2 separate regions of the Homo sapiens genome follow, and region 2 is linked to region 1. The links are chromatin loops, found by intact Hi-C in ENCODE. Cell type or tissue: dorsolateral prefrontal cortex. All regions are shown on one strand. Links, peaks and the distances in the headings refer to the core of each region. The heading gives the core; the rest is flanking DNA.

Region 1 (8,377 bases), core at 323-8,322:
CAAATTGATACAAGGCTGGGAAGGTTGGGTTTTTCCTTAATATTAGAAAACAAGTTAATGGCAACTGTTGCTCCCTTCTGAGCTACCAAGGGGCAACTGGTACATTCTCTCAGCATTATCTGTAAGAATCTGCTCACAGGTTTGTCTCCCTTAAGACTGGCAACTCTTTCTCTGATATTCTAAAGCAGTCTCTAGCAATGAAAAAGAACTTAAAAATCTTTTCCACCAATGTGCTGTGCTGAATGAGACTGCCTTGCTCATTCTTGCCACTCTATCTCTACTCTTTTGAACCAGTAGTTTAGGTACTGCTCCCACCAATGAAAATCTGAGGAATTTTCACATCAACTGGAAAACTATGGTTTAGACTTTTTTCTTCAAAAAAGTTTCATTATTTAGAAGGAAATTGCTAATGTGAATCCAACAGAGAAAAATGGTTACTGGTTTGAGAAACAGTAAAAACATGTTAATTCACTCAAAAAAAGTAGGTGACGAATTACTCAAAAAACAACATTCCTGTTTCCATAAATAAATTCCCACATTCGTCTGTTTTAGTTTTCTTATTCTAAAAATAAAAAATAGAAAAAATAGAAAATAAAAATTAAAAAAAAAGCATAACAGAACCAATTAAGTCAAAAGTTAGGATAAGAATTGGCCCCAAGTGCCTCAGCAAGGTGACATTAGCCCTTTAATGGACAGCTAAGGCTTTCAAGTCATTCTAGTAAAAAATTCCCATAAACCAGGATGCTAAATTATCTGAGCTTAGGAATTGTAAATATCTTAACAACAAGACCAAACACCAACAGTTCTTATTACGTGGCTAGAACTTTTCAAACTGCAATTTCATTTAATCCTTATAACATATCAATGAAATAAGTGCTATCATTATTCCCACTGTACAGATGAGAAAGCTGAGCCACAGAGAGAATAAACAAATTGTCCGAATTTAAGCAGCTGGTAAAGGCAGAACCATGACTCAAAGCCAAGCACTCTGGCTGCAGAGTCTCTCTATGGAACTGTGGTGCTTTGCTGCCTCCCCTGTTGTCCTCTATGTACAGCAGATGACAAGTAGGGAATCCATATGTACATTTTTAGAATACTCCATCAGAGAAGCTCATTTTGTTATGAAACAAAATCCAGGCCTACCTAAACAGAAAACATACTCCAAATAAACTAAAGCAAACCTATGTTTTCAAGATGGTAGACTTACCAAGCACATTTACCTCCCTTCATTTCTCAAATCCCATTGATGATGGAAAACTTTTTAAAAAAAGAATAAAGAAGAATGGTACAAGACAACAGGCAAAAGTAATACCAGAAATGAATCAATGGAGAAAATAGAGTGGTGTAATTATAACAAAAGACAGATATAGAAGAGGTTTCCTACAGAAATAGAACTATCCTTCCCAACGAAACAAAGTACTGCAGAAACGCAAATCTAAAAGATATATGAACTGAGTTTCTGGGATAATCACCTAAGTAATTTGTTCTTTCTTTCTTTCCTTTCTTTCTTCTTTTTGGGGGGGCGGGGGGGCGCGTGGGGGAGACAGGGTCTTACTCTGTTGCCCAGGCTGGAGTGTAGTTAGTGTAAACATAGCTTACTGTAGACTCAACCTTCTGGGCTCAAAAGGTTCTCCCACCTTGGCCTCCCAAAGTGCTGGGATTACAGGCATGAACCAACACACCTGGCCACCTAGGTGATTTGTTAGAAGATGGCCTATAGCACTAGCACTTAAGAACAGCTCTCTCAATAGGAAGTCATCCTAAGCATAAGCCTTCGGGCCAGAAAGAGAAGCAGAGTACAGTCTACACCTGGGCCTTTCCAACAAACACAAATTAAAACAAAAATAGCAAAGGCACCACTACCCAGGACTAAAATACTGCCAAGTGCCCCATCCCTACAACAGCCCCAGCTTCCTCACCCGCACCCTCTGCCTGGTTGTGAGCATGCCCAGCCCCACAGAACCGTGCATGGCCCTCAGCGAGCCCTAGCAATTAGGGAAGAGGCCTACTGCTGAAACAGTATTACAAAACTTTTGAGGAAACCTAGTGTAATTAACCTAACCCTGATTTATAAATGTAACCATATATTTATAAACATGAACAGATCATCAAGGATCAAAACAATACAAAACCCAAAGAAATAAGATGAATGGAAACAACTCAAGGCTAACAGAAAAATTTGACAATGGAATTATATCAAATTCTCAGTTATCTCTACCAGTGGAGGATTTAAGGCACAAGAACACTCAAAACTATTTGCAGCTGGCACTAAACATGTTTTCTGATTTCTATTATAGTAAATTTACCACCTAAAGAAAATTCTACATAGTGATATTAAACACGAACTTTCATTCTCTAAGGATGTGTGACTGAGATCTGTACTATGGCTCCAGCTCCAAGTTCAATATTTTATGCAGCCCTGGGCAAATTACCACTTTCTGTCTTAATTTGCCAATCCATTAAATGGGACAATATTGGGGAACAGATGGAATCCAGCCTTGGCTGGAGAGTTTGCCATGGACAGTAGTAGCTCTGGTCATACCTCTATAATTCCTAAGATAGGTCGATTTACAGTCAATAGTTGTGACTACTTTGGAAAGTTAAGAATGATATGTTTATCCTCTTCTGGAGAAATTGAGAATAAGGTCTCTGCTTTTGTCAACTGATTCAAAAGAACACACTCTGAATTCTGCAGAGTCTAGAGTAAGCATCGCTGCATAAACACTGCTAGTAATTGATCTGTTAAATCCAGAAACCAAGGAAACACAGCAATTGAGTCACTTAAGGTATTGCTCACCAAGGGACCAATGCACATACAGCTTCGAACAGTCAGATTTGTATCAGAGACTGGAGATGTGGAGTTTGAACAAGACTGAATTCCTTGGCAATCAAGTGGAGGTACTTACTAAATATATACTCATTAAATAACCACCAACCACCACATTCCAAGTGTTGGACCAAGCAACCCACTGTACTAACAAGCCCAGGGCTTACTCAAAAGTAACAAAAACTGGTAAAACACATTCGCAGTCACTGGTACAATGGTAATGGTGGACAGTCACTGCTAAACTAGAATGACATGATATCAAGTATGTTAAGACAATATGCATATAAATCACGCCATATAAGAAAATGTTCCACAGTGCTTGTCAAGTTGAGGTTTTAACAGTAATCTTCTTAATTATTAAATTCTTTGTTGAAAAATGCTTTCCATTAAAAGAAATGAGAGACATAGCAACCAAATAGCTGGACCTTAAATTCTGATTCAAATAAATTAATCATGAAAATTAAATTTATAAAACAAAACTGAAGTGGTAGTGCTTATCTTTTAGAAATACATACTAAAGTAGTTGGGCGCCAGTGGCTCATGCCTGTAATCCCAGCACTTTGGGAGGCTGAGGCGGGTGGTCAGAAGTTCGAGTCCAGCCTGGCCAACATGGTGAAACACCGTCTCTACTAAAAACACAAAAATTAGCCGGGTGTGGTGGCACATGCCTTTAATCCCTGCTGCTTAGGAGGCTGAGGCACAAGTATCACTTGAACCCAGGAGGCAGAGGTTGCAGTGAGCTGATATCAGGCCACTGCACTCCAGCCTGGGTGAAGAGTGAAACTCTGCCTCCAGGAAAAAAATAAATAAATAAATACATACTAAAGTGTTTGCTGATGAAATGATACAATGTCTATGATTCATATTAAAATAATATGGGAAGTTGATAGTGGTATAGATGAAAGAAGCCTGTCCATGTGTTGGTAACTGTTGAAGGTGGGTGCTGGGTACATAGGGGCTAATTATACTATTTTTTCTGCTTTTATGTATAGTTAAGGTTTTCATAATGAAAAAAATGTTTTAAATACACAAATCAAATCAAAGGTGACTTATTCTTACCTGTATTAGAATCTTTTATTACAATGTCAGAGATTTCAAACAGTTTCAGTGGAAGGGGCATCTTACGATTTGCTGCTATGGTCTTCAGGAGGCCAGGAAGAAGGGTAGTGCGTGCCACCTACAGGAAAAGACATGAAATTGCACTGACCAAATAGGACCCAAACAAAGACACTTGGTTAAAGACAAAGACCATGGCAGAAAGACTATGGCTTCATAGGAAGACACTTCTGGAAAATGCATTGCCCTAAAATATCCAAGTCACTTTCAATTTTCAATTCCAGGACACTGAAATTGAACTGAAAAGAACTGAAAACATTCTGGCTTCCAAATTTACAAAATGAAAAATCATAAATTTGATTAAAAAATAAACGAGAAACAAATACAACCTAAATATGTTTGCTTATATCTAAGCCTTGGTTATTTTATTCATTATCATTCATTATTTTATTTTTTCTTTTTTTAGAGACACAGTCTCACTGTTTTGCACAGGATGGAGTGCAATGGGCACAATCATAGCTCACTGCAGCCTCAAATGCCTCAAATGGCTCTAGTGATCTCCTGCCTCAGCCTCCCAAGTAGCTGGAACTACAGGTACACACCACTGCACCCAGCTAATTGATTATCATTTTAAAAACTAAAGTTTGCTTTCAAGATTTCAAATGCATGTTTGCAAGTTTTCATATCCTGCCTCATTTCACAAAGTAATTGAAATAGACTACAAGAAATACAAATGTTTAAATAGATTAAATATAGGTCAGGCACAGTGGCTCATGCCTGTAATCCCAAAGCTTTGGGAAGCCGAGGTAGGAGGAACACTTGAGGCTAGTAGTTCAAGACCAGCACGGGCAACATAGCAAAACACCACCTCCACAGATTTAAAAATTAGCTAGGTATGGATACATGCCTTTAGTTTCAGCTACTCGGGAGGCTGAGGTGGAGAATTGCCTGAGCCCAGGAGTTCAAGGTTACAATAAGCTATAATCATACCACTGCTCTCCAGCCTAGGCAACAGAGAACCTGTCTCTAAACAAATAAATAAATAAAACCATAAATAAATTAAATATGAATTAATCAGAATTAGGACCAGGAAAAATGTAAATGCAATTAAAATATCACAATGAGGAAAACAGAATACAAATATGTAGGTGCTAAAAAATATATACAGCTGCTATGGGTAGGCTGTAACTACAGTTCTAAACTTTTTATTAACTAAAGCAAATGTGAAAGAAAGCATGTACAGTCATTTCATTCTTCCTATTCCTAAGAAATGCATACCCTGGTACATTAAAAAAAAGCAAAAATTTCCTGCTTTGTCTGTAAAACATATTTCTCCCTGTAAGCTATACGGAATATATTAGCTTCCAACACATGTTACCAGAAGAGTTTTATAAGCAGTGGTGTAACATTATTGTGAGAGTCTGGGCTCTGCATTCAGACCACAAGCACTATTATCTTTTCCCCAGACTACTGCATAACATTCTTAAGCTGGCTTCTGTGCTTCCATTCCTGCCAACCTGTGGCCTATTCTCCATACGGAGTGGTCCTTTAAGATGGAAATCAGACCATGCAACTCCCCTGGTCAAAAATCTGCAAGAGGTTTCCATTAAATTTTGAATAAAATCCATGGCCTACCTGGGGCCCTATGTGATGTGCCCTGACTCCCTCTCTACCCTCAACCCCTGCTGCTTCCGCAGGCTTACTGCACTCCAGCCACACTGGAGGCCACACTGGTCAGCAAGATTTCCATCCTGGGGCCTCCATGCTTACTCTGCTCCTACATTCTTCCTCTAGGTTCACATGTGGCTTCCTTCCTTCCTTCAAGTGTCTGCTCAAATGTTCTCTCCTACAGAGGTTTGCCCTGAACACCCAAGCTAAAACACAGACACTCTTAGATCCTGCACAAGTAACCATAAGACCCTAAATGGAATTGTTAGATTGTGTTTTGAATGAAAAAGAGAACGTCTTTCCCATCACACTCACTATACCAACAAGCTGCTACTCGCCTTCAACTTGGTGCTTCTTAAATATTATTCATTTTCCCCATTGGAGGGCAAGTGCCCAAACCATTCACAAAAACAAAACTACAATGTTAAAAGTTAAAAGGAAATTTAACTTATTGAAATATAATAAACAAACTACTGTTATAGAAAACTTTTCTTAATTTTATCAGTGTATTTTATAGATATGCCTTATTTGCATATTTAAAAACCTACAGAAATACAAAAAATTAAACCTGAATCTGATCAAGCTTCTATATCCAACTACCAATTTACTGGAAATTTAGGGGGCCATTGGAACATATTCAGCAAAATCCTAAATGTAAGAATTCTATAGGACAAATGACTCAGTTTCTTCAACAAACTGAAAGGAAAAGAAAGACGGAAGGATGAGAGGTGCAAGTTGTAGATTAACAGAGACATGAAAAGCATATAAATCAATGTCAATGTATGAACCACATTTGAATCCGAACTCAAACTGTTAAAAAAAAAAATTGATGGGAGGCCAAGATGGGCGGATCACGAGGTCAGGAGATTGAGACCATCCTGGCCAACACGGTGAAACCCCGTCTCTACTAAAAATACAAAAATTAGCTGGGCGCGGCAGCGCGTGCCTGTAGTCCCAGCTACTCGGGAGGCTGAGGCAGGAGAATTGCTTGAACCCAGAAGGCGGAAGTTGCAGTGAGCCAAGATTGCACCACTGCACTCCAGCCTGGCAACAGAGTGAGACTCCATCTCAAAAAAAAAAAAAAAAAAAAAATGACAATTGGGAAAACTAAAACAATGACTGGATATGTGAGGTGATTAAGGAATATTATTGTTAATTTGGAAGGGGTGTGGTAATATTCTGTAAGTTTGTTTATTGTCACTATAATAAAATTTTACATATTTTAGCCAAGTTACATTTTTATCTTGCCCATTCTCCAACATATTTACTATCAAAAAAGAGCCCAAAGTTAAGAATTATGCAGGAGAAGGAAAGGATTTAGACAAGAAACTGAGTTATAGGCCCATGAAGAACTTTACATTTAACTTAACCATAAATATAAACCTCTTAGCCAAATTAATGATGGTAGGACTCACCTGTTGGTAAAGCAAGGTAAAATATAGAATCTGTTAGGTCAAAAGACAGGCACTCTCTTTGATCTTTAAGGTACTTTATGCAGAAAGATTGATTCTTTTTTTTTTTTTTTTTTTTTTTTTTGAGACGGAGTCTCGCTCTGTCGCCCAGGTCGGACTGCGGACTGCAGTGGCGCAATCTCGGCTCACTGCAAGCTCCGCTTCCCGGGTTCACGCCATTCTCCTGCCTCAGCCTCCCGAGTAGCTGGGACTACAGGCGCCCGCCACCGCGCCCGGCTAATTTTTTGTATTTTTAGTAGAGACGGGGTTTCACCTTGTTAGCCAGGATGGTCTCGATCTCCTGACCTCATGATCCACCCGCCTCGGCCTCCCAAGAAAGATTGATTCTTAAGTGTGCTAAGCCACAGCTATTTATAGTGACATTTAATGCATTTCTGATTATTTTCCTTCCACTTATATAAAATAGAAAAGACAGGATGTAAATCCTGAAGAACATAACAGTTACCACATCTTAAGAAATCTATCAAGCTTCACTAGGGGAATACAAGGCGAAGAGAGAGGTGGGGAGCAAGAGCTGAAAAACTACCTATTGGGTACTATGCTCACTACTGGGTGACGGGTTCAGTCACACTCCAAACCTCAACATCATGCAATATACCTTTGTAATTAGACCCACGCATGTACTAACTGAATCTAAAATAAAAGTTGACAAAAGGCCAAGCGAGGTGGCTCACACTTGTCATCCCAGCACTCTGGGAGGCCATGGTGGGTGGATCACTTGAGGCCGGGAGTTCGAGACCAGCCTGTCCAACATGGTAAAACCCCATCTCTATTAAAGTACAAAAATTAGCAAGGTATGGTAGCACACACCTGTAATCCCAGCTACTCGGGAGGCTGGGGCACAAGAATCGCTTGAACCCAAGAGGCGGAGGTTGCAGTGAGCCAAGATCAGGACACTGCACTTCAGCCTGGGCAAGAGAGCGAAGCTCTGTCTCAAAAAATAAATAAAAATAAAATAAAGTTTTTTAAAAAAGTAATCAAGCTAGATAAGTAAAACTGGGAGAAAAAGGTACATTTCGAATAAGCAAAAATCCATTAAGATTTACTGAAAAATCATTCTATGCAAATGAATTTGAATACCTCTTATTAAAAGGAACACCATGGGCAAACTTTAAAAGCAATAGGAAACTAGACCTCAGAAAATAAAATATAACAACTCATTACTACAATCCTTCCAAAATTAGTATAAGGATTCTTCAAAGTTCTGACCCTAAGTATAGATAAAGAATTCATATACTTGATATATATTACCAATTAGTTCTTTAATTAGTCTAGCTCTAATCTACAACATTAGCAGGTGGTTCTATAGATAAACTTTAGAATTTTTAAATTTAGTTTTAAACACTTTTAGAAC
Region 2 (8,377 bases), core at 81-8,080, 52 kb before region 1:
TTCCCCGTGTGTGTCATAGTTGTGCCATTCTTCCTGTGTTACAATTACCCTGTTTCTGATTACTACAGCCCAACCCGGGCGGACACCACCACCATTCTGGCTGCCGGGGCTGGAGTGACCATAGGATTCTGGATCAACCATTTCTTCCAGCTTGTATCCAAGCCCGCTGAATCTCTCCCTGTTATTCAGAACATCCCACCACTCACCACCTACATGTTAGTTTTGGGTCTGACCAAATTTGCAGTGGGAATTGTGTTGATCCTCTTGGTTCGTCAGCTTGTACAAAATCTCTCACTGCAAGTATTATACTCATGGTTCAAGGTGGTCACCAGGAACAAGGAGGCCAGGCGGAGACTGGAGATTGAAGTGCCTTACAAGTTTGTTACCTACACATCTGTTGGCATCTGCGCTACAACCTTTGTGCCGATGCTTCACAGGTTTCTGGGATTACCCTGAGTCTCAAACAGTTGGAAACTAGCCCACTGGACATGAAAGCCAAGACATAGGAAAGTTATTGGTAGGCAAATCTTGACAACTTATTTTTCTTTAACAACAACAAAAAGTCATACGGCTGTCTTGCTACTACCAGATAAATGATGCTGCTGTGTGAAAGGAAGAACTGTCTCATAGCGGTCATTGGTCGTCCGTGGTGGTTGGTTGTGCTACAGTTGAACCCAGGCTAAAGACCATAATCCGGATCTTTAAAGGCACACACCGCGCCCCCCCCCCCCCCGCCCGGCCCCTGCTCCTCTCGCTGTTGCACGGGCTTTGGATCTAGTCATGGGCTGGCAGGAATTGTGGCCTGGCTTAGGAATAGCTATGAGCCCCACTGGGTTCTGGAGAGCCAGTAGAGATGGGGTGATCTGGGAGGCTGGAGGTAGAGCCTTTCTTTTCCGTTACAACCTTGCCTAGCATGGAGTTATTTCTAAAATGGGAACTTTGGTCTAGGAGAAGGGGTGGCACCATATGAAACGGCATTCCTTGGACAGGGTGACTTCCTTATCGTTTATTTGGTGATTTTTTGTTTTGTTTTGTTTGAGACAGGATCTTGCTCTGTTTCCCAGGCTGTATTACAGTGGCACAATCTCAGCTCACTGCAAACTCTGCCTCCCGGGCTCAAGCAATCCTCCTGCCTGAGCCAACTGAGTAGCTGGGACTGTAAGCATAGACCACCATGTGCCCAGCTAATTTTTGTAGAGACAGGGTTTCTCCATGTTGCCCAGGTACGTCTGAAACTCCTGGGCTTAAGTGATCCACCCACCTCAGCCTCCCAAAGTGCTGGGATTATAGGCATGAGCCACTGTGCCCGGCCTCCTCCTTGTTATGATCAAATTAGACTGTGCCTGGTTGGGTGGTAAGATCACTCTGAAAGAAAGCTCACTGTGAAGAGATGAAAGGTGGAGGCAGAGCTGTGAGGTCATGGGGAAAAGCCTGCTTTCCTTATAAGTCCTGCTGTTCATGTTGGAATAAGGATCTGCTCTTCCTTGTTTCCATGCATTTTGCAGGATTCCAGGTACCATTACCACACTCTTCTGACCCATGAAACCAACTGGCTGCTCACACATCACCAAACAGGTTGGGGGTTAGCCTTCAGCACAGGTGGATACATCTGGGATTCACTGAGATTCCTGCCCTCTCCTGCTTCCTAGTGGTTTGGGACAGGCCCTCTGCCCATCGTCAGCAGTTTTTTGCTTTCATACAAACCTGGAAGGCACTGGCATCTGCCTAGGAAAGTGGATCTGTGAAGAACAGATGAACTCAATCCTTTCTGGAGTCTGACAAAGAAGGGATAGGCTTCCTTGACATTGCCTGTCCTGACAAGGCCTCCCTGACATTACTCCTCCAATTTCACAGTTACCTTCTGTAAATCTATTTTCTCATCTACTGAATAGAATCAGGCGCCCTTTTTGTCTTCCCACCTCTTATCTCTTGGCAATTTTAAGGGGAATTAATGCAAGAACAACTTTAGTGTCTCTTGGGAAAACAAGCCAACCAAATACAAAACCCATTAAGCCTACTAGGGTGAGTCCTCTTAACATGGGAAGGCGATGATTATGCAAACACCGGAGTTCCCTCCTCTTCAGTTCCTAAGAATAAAGAACAGGTATCAAGAACTTTCTTTAAAGTTAGTGTAACTATAGTTAACAAAGTATCCATTGAAGTTTAGTGCCTGTAGGACTGAGCCAGTGCTTTATCAACCCAACACATCATCACCATGTGCATACTCTAGAAAAAAAAATAGCTTCCTTAAAAGTTACAGAGGCTCTTAACGTGTTAAAACCGAAAAATCACATTTTTCTTGATTTCAAATATGTTCTACGGCCTTACTGTTGGGATGATATTTAGTATGTAACTTAGCATTCCAATTTCTCAAGAATTTTTAGGCCGGGTGCGGTGGCTCATGCCTGTAATCCCAGCACTTTGGGAGGCCGAGGTGGGCGGACCACGAGGTCAGGAGATCGAGACCATCCTGGCTAACACGGTACCCCGTCTCTACTGAAAATACAAAAAAATTAGCCGGACGTGGTGGAGGGCGCCTGTAGTCCCAGCTACTCAGGAGGCTGAGGCAGGAGAATGGCGTGAACCCGGTGAGCGGAGCTTGCAGTGAGCCGAGATTGCGCCACTGCACTCCAGCCTGGGCGACAGAGCGAGACTCTCTCAAAAAAAAAAAAAAAGAATTTTTAGCAAAACATCCTGTTTTTACTTAAAATTCTTCTCATATTTATTATAGTTAGAAGGCAAAGATCAAGATGACCTGCCGTTTGACTGCTTTTACATCAAACTCTGCCCAGTATTTGCAGCACAACTCAGGGGAAGGGCCTTAGCTTACAGGTACTCCCAGCCTTCATCTGCCCCTGCAGAGCAGTGGCTGTCAGCCGGATGCGGCACTTTTCTGTATTTTCATCCACACAGCTGCCCAGCCAGAGTTCGCAACACTGGATATTTACACCAAATAATTGTGGTTGACTTGTCTGAAGCCAGCTGACAAAAGGATCAGCTTTTCCCACTTGTATTTTTTAAAAAGAGGGATTGTGATCATTGTCACAGAGTGGGTGCTGGCCTCTCATATATATGATATATATATATCATTTTATATATATATATATATCATATACATAATTTTTACTGCTGTCTCTAGTTTTAAGTCCCAACAATAGGAAGGCCGATCAGCTATATTGATATATTTAAGGCTGTACTTAACTAATTTGGGCTGAGGATGAATATATCAGCCACAGCACATTAAAGAATGAGCCAAGGATTTGTCATGGTTGGTCACTTTTTAAAGTATTTGATTACTGCAACTGGAGAATGAAAAGTGTATATTGGTGACGCCAACCTCAGTTTCTGAGCACTCCTGCTCTGTGGTGAGAATCAGACAAAAATTCATCGGGGTGAAAAAGGCATTACCTGATTCACACCCTTGTCTTGCTAGCCCTCTTCCATTCATTTCTCACACAGCACTTTGCTCTGTTAAATCCTCTCTCTGTCTCAGACCATTGCTTGCCCCTTCAAAGGGTATGGTTCAGGCTCCTTTCAAGACATTTGGAGTTTCTCTCTGGGGAAAGAGAGCCCCCTACTGGTTTGGCTTCAGTCTAGGTCCACCATCCCTCTCGATCTGGCATCTTGGAGATTAATTTAAAAGGCAAGCTCACCACAATGTAAGCCTATGGTCTGGCCAACCTTGCTTTTGGGAACTGTGACACCAAAGCCCCCAGGACTATCTGCCTCTCCAGGAGCCAGATAGAATGACATGCCTTTTTCCTAATTGTCCACATTCCACCCCCAACCCACTGCCACTGTGGGCCAAGCCATCCATCTTGCAATCTTCATCTAAAACAGCTCTCATTTCATGCCAGTTTTGCTCAAACCTGCACCGTCACAAGATATTCAGAAGATGAAAACGTAGAAGACACCCCTGAATTAAAAACACTTACATAGCAGTGGCTGGAATTACTCCAAAACGTGCCCAGTGATCGCACTGTAACATGGGATTTTCTCACCCAAATAGGCAACTCATGCTTCCTGAGTGTAATCAAAGCATGTGGTGTTTTGGGGCCATATGCACCAGGTTTCTATTTTAGAAACCTTCAGCTGTCTTGCTTATGTACTGTATGTAAATTTATTCTTTTTAAAAATCACTTTTATTTGATTTTGACTTATTAAATGCTTTAAAAGCCAGTGTTCTGTTTCCTTGCATTTTTTTCTTAACGTAGATCTTTTTCTCTGAATTCATTGGACCTGAGTTGAAAAGGGGACAAAAATAAGAGGCAGGCTACATAATTCTCTGTTCTTGTCATAATCCAATCATGTGCAAATGTTGGAGAGCCTTGGAGGACCCACAGGTGTGGTAACAAGAAAGAAGTGGCATGTTGGCATCCTTAAATCCCCTCCTCTACTCCATGATACTAAAGAACCTCCTTTTACTTTATATGGAGTTAAATGTCACTATGTTTTGAAAGGTAAATGTTGTAAGTTTTGCTAGTTAAGGTAAGTAAAAGGTTTTTAGAGATGCGTTCTCTATCTGCTGAACCAAATAAACATAACCGTCATTCAAATTCACAGTGTATCACTGCAATGATGTGGTCTGCCTTTAAGCATCCCAAATTTGCTATTTGAGATGGTACATACAGTTGACACTGCCCCTTATTTGCAAGGGCAGACCTAGGACTCTATTTGTACTTTGAGCAGGACATATGAGATGTAAAGCTCCAACCTATCCTGTGCAGTTTTCGCAGGACAGAGAAGACACAGGGGCAGAGAATTACAATTCAGGAGCCAAATGGTTAAGGCTGTAGGGAAGAGAAAACAACGACATGGGAACTGGGAGGAGGGGTAGACTGCATGAGCGAGGTTTAGAGAACAGATGGGGTTTGCACAGGGAATGTGACGGGAAGTAGGTAGGAGATGGTACTCCATGGCTAGAGAACAGCGTGTCTGAGGCACTTCCCAAACACCTCCAGCTCTTACAAGAAAAAAAACCAGACCACGTTGGTGATCGTAAGAATAACAGTGGTGGTGGTGGTGGTGAAATAAAGGATGAGCATAGGGCTGTGACACCGCAAAATCAAACCACACGAACAAGAAGTGTGAGAAGGCCCTCCCAGAGGGGGTGACGTCCAGAGGTGACTTCACAGACTCCTTTCATCACTCCTCATTCAAATACAGTTGCCCCTTGAACAACTCGGAGCTCAGGGGTGCCAACCTCCTATGCAGTAAAAATGCATATAACTTATGACTCCCCCAAAACTTAACTACTAATAGTCTGCTGTCAATGGGAAGCCTTTCTGATAGCACAATCAGTAGATTACCACATATCTTATGTTATAGGCATTATATATTGTATTCTTACAATAAAGTAAACTGGAGAAAAGAAAATGTTAAGAAAATTGTAAGGAAAATACATTTACCCTTCATTAAGTGGAAGGGGATCATCGCAAAAGTCTTCATCCTCATCTTCATGTTGAGGAGGCTGAGGAGGAGGAAGAGAGGGAAGAGGAGGGGTTGTTCTTACTGTGTCAGGGGTGGCAGAGGCAGGAGAAAATCCACATACCACTGAATGTGTACAGTTCAAACCCATCTTGTCCAAGGGTTAACTGTACTCACCAGTCAGCCCGAGCACCTTCCCCGTCTGCCATCTCTGCACGCACAGCGTCATTCCCATCCTTCTTGTTCCTCTCTTGGCAGACATGACCAACAGCTGGGACCTCCTTCTGTGTCCTTCATGCCCACTCCCTTCCCCCGTCTTCTCTTTGCTCAGTTCCCTGAACTAGTCATGTGAAACTTCATTTTCAAAATATTTTACCGTGATCCTGGCTCTTCAGAGAACTTCAAAATGCTTCAAAATGCTCCAAGTCTTTCTTTAATGATTGTGAATGAAGCCCTCATCCTCTAGTAAGAAGCTACCCAAGAGCCAAGTGGAATAGCAACATACACATATCTCATTTGAGACAAGAGATGTTTTTTCCTCGAAGCTGCTTGTGTTTTGATTTTTTTAAACTTGAATTTTAACTGCACGTATGGGTTTGCCATTAGAATTCCAGTTAAAATTTGGATTCTTCATTTCTGTGAACATAAGGCTTTAATGGGTGACTCTGTGCACACCATGCATCCATTGTTTTCTTAAAATGAGACACACCTGTAGTACAGACTTGGATATTTACAGAATGCACATTAAGAAGAATCAGAGTTAAATGTAGGCCATGAAGAGAATGCTAAATTCTTAAAACTGTAGCCACGTGAGACAGGGAGCTATACAAAGCCAAAAATAATTCTTCTTTTTCCAAGCCTGTCTATATGGCATGCAAAAAAACCAAGAAAAGTAAGGATGTAGCTAGGAGTTCCACTGTAATGCTTCTTTAACACACGCACTCAACACATCTGCTGGCCTTGCTCTCTGTATGGCAAGCCAGATTCTGCCCAATGCAGGTGTTCAAATGTCAATGCCTCTTTAATATACACAAAGATGGCCTCAGATCATTAGGGGTGAGCCAGGGTGAAAAGTGGGTCCTGCCTTAATGCCCATGCCTGCAAGAGTCTTATAATCTACCTGTATCCATGAGTGCAGATAGGAGTGAAGCCTCTTGGGCTTCCAGTCTGCAATGTCTCTGTCACGTGGAAACCTGATGGGTGCCACTGTGAGTGGGGCCAATTATGCACAGTGCACACTAAACACAGATCATTTTAGCCTTCCTAACTGGCCACTAATAAAAAGACGCTGAAGTATCCTGAAGATCAAAGAGAGATTTCCACCATGCCTCAATACAAACCCCAGTCCGGGCCTCTGCATGACAGGTGTTGTGCCTAGTGTTTTACACAAGTCATCTCACCTACATGATTTGCTTAAGGGGCACCTCTCTGTCTGGCTCTCTTGTCTCATCTGCCCCAACGTCACCCAAGTGCTCCTTGTTTAAATGTTCTGCCCAAGACACACAGCCAAAAAATCTCTAATCCCACCTATCTCCACTGGGGCTTTTTCTCTGACCTTTCCAGCACGAAATGTGACTGTTTATTCCGTGTGTCACAACTGGTTTCTTGTCAGCCCTAAGTAGTTGGTTATTGTAGGGACAGGCATATTTTATTCCTGACAAAAAGCTGTGCCATGTGGAAATCAGAACATTTCTTTTGCTATCAGGCTTGATATCAACCAGGCACACTTTCTCCACATCTTCACCTTCCCACCTAGAAGGCCAGATTTACTTCATGTCTGCAAGTCCTCTGATTCCAGCGGTGTATGCGGCAGCTCTCTTGCATAGCCTTGCCAGCGCTCCTAACGTGATGGATTCTTCCGAATGTTTTTTCTTTTCTTTTTTTCTTTTTTTGAGACAGGGTCTCACCGTGTCACCCAGGCTGGAGTACTGTGTGGTGCAATTCTGGCTCACATGGCAACTACAGGCGCACACCACGCCTAGCTAATTTTTGTATGTATGTATGTGTGTGTGTGTGTATATATATATATATATATATATTTTTTTTTATTTTTATTTTTTTTATTTTTTGTAAAGATGGGTTTTGCCATGTTGCCCAGGCTCGTCACTAACTCCTGGGCTTTGGTGATCTGCCTACCTCAGCCTCCCAAAGTGCTGGGATTACAGGCATGAGCCACCACACTGAGGCTTCAAATGTTTTCTCCTGGAGATTCATGCCTTTCCTGCCTTTCTTCAATAGAAACAAGGAAGGCCAAACCTTACAGACGAAGAATGAAAAGCTTGAGTGTGAACCTTGAGTATATTCTTAGCACACTCCATTAGTCACTTCAGAAGAAAAAAAAACCTACAGGGTTTGGTCAGACATAATTCAATTAGACCCTTTGCTGGAGATACTTACTCAACCCACAGTCTAGCTACAATATTCACTCATCCTTTCTGCCTACTAGAAAGCCAAAGCAGAGAATACCTGAACATGAAGTAGACATCGCGGAGACTCAAACCGCTTTGCTTCTGCGTTGCCCTTCTTGCTGCCTGGCCCATTTGTCAAGCACAGTCATTTGACAGCTCTTCTTTTATCTAAGCAGGTCATGTTCCCTACATGGACTCTGGTCAGGGCAAAACACTAGGCACAGCACCTGTCAAGCGGAGGCCCGGACTGGGGTTTGTATTGAGGCATGGTGGAAATCTCTCTTTGATCTTCAGGATACTTCAGTGTCTTTTTATTAGTGGCTAATTAGGAAGGCTAAAATGATCTGTGTTTAGTGTGCACTGTGCATAATTGGCCCCCCTCACAGTGGCACCCATCAGGTTTCCATGTGACAGAGATGCTGCAGACTGGAAGCCTAGGAGGCTTCACTCCTATCTGCGCTCATGGATACAGGTAGATTAGGGAACTGCTACAGACTGTCCCAGAGGTGTACTGCTGCCTTGAATTTTATCATGCATGCCAC

Evidence for each region. Hi-C counts contacts between places; a loop is a spot of excess contacts. Peaks named below come from ENCODE experiments on the same cell type or tissue, not always from the same donor. Only the 100,000 strongest peaks of a DNase experiment are listed, where the experiment ranks them.
Region 2: it touches region 1 in a loop (2.2-fold over the local background); 7 of 110 quality-filtered maps call a loop at or near these places.

What each region holds. Positions count from the first base shown.
Region 1 is chr2:222,609,925-222,618,301 of GRCh38, forward strand. FARSB (phenylalanyl-tRNA synthetase subunit beta) reads right to left here. Exons shown (of 17, transcript NM_005687.5): 15 at 3,887-4,004. Among named protein-coding and RNA genes, the nearest start is that of FARSB, 42 kb to the right of the region's middle. In dorsolateral prefrontal cortex, for the core only: CTCF peaks have their summits at 1,050, 4,005 (motif pointing left) and 4,207; no DNase peak of the experiment used is centred there.
Region 2 is chr2:222,558,443-222,566,819 of GRCh38, forward strand. SGPP2 (sphingosine-1-phosphate phosphatase 2) reads left to right here. Exons shown (of 5, transcript NM_152386.4): 5 at 1-4,179. The coding sequence ends at 456. Among named protein-coding and RNA genes, the nearest start is that of FARSB, 93 kb to the right of the region's middle. In dorsolateral prefrontal cortex, for the core only: a CTCF peak has its summit at 3,584 (motif pointing left); no DNase peak of the experiment used is centred there; H3K27ac peaks cover 868 bases.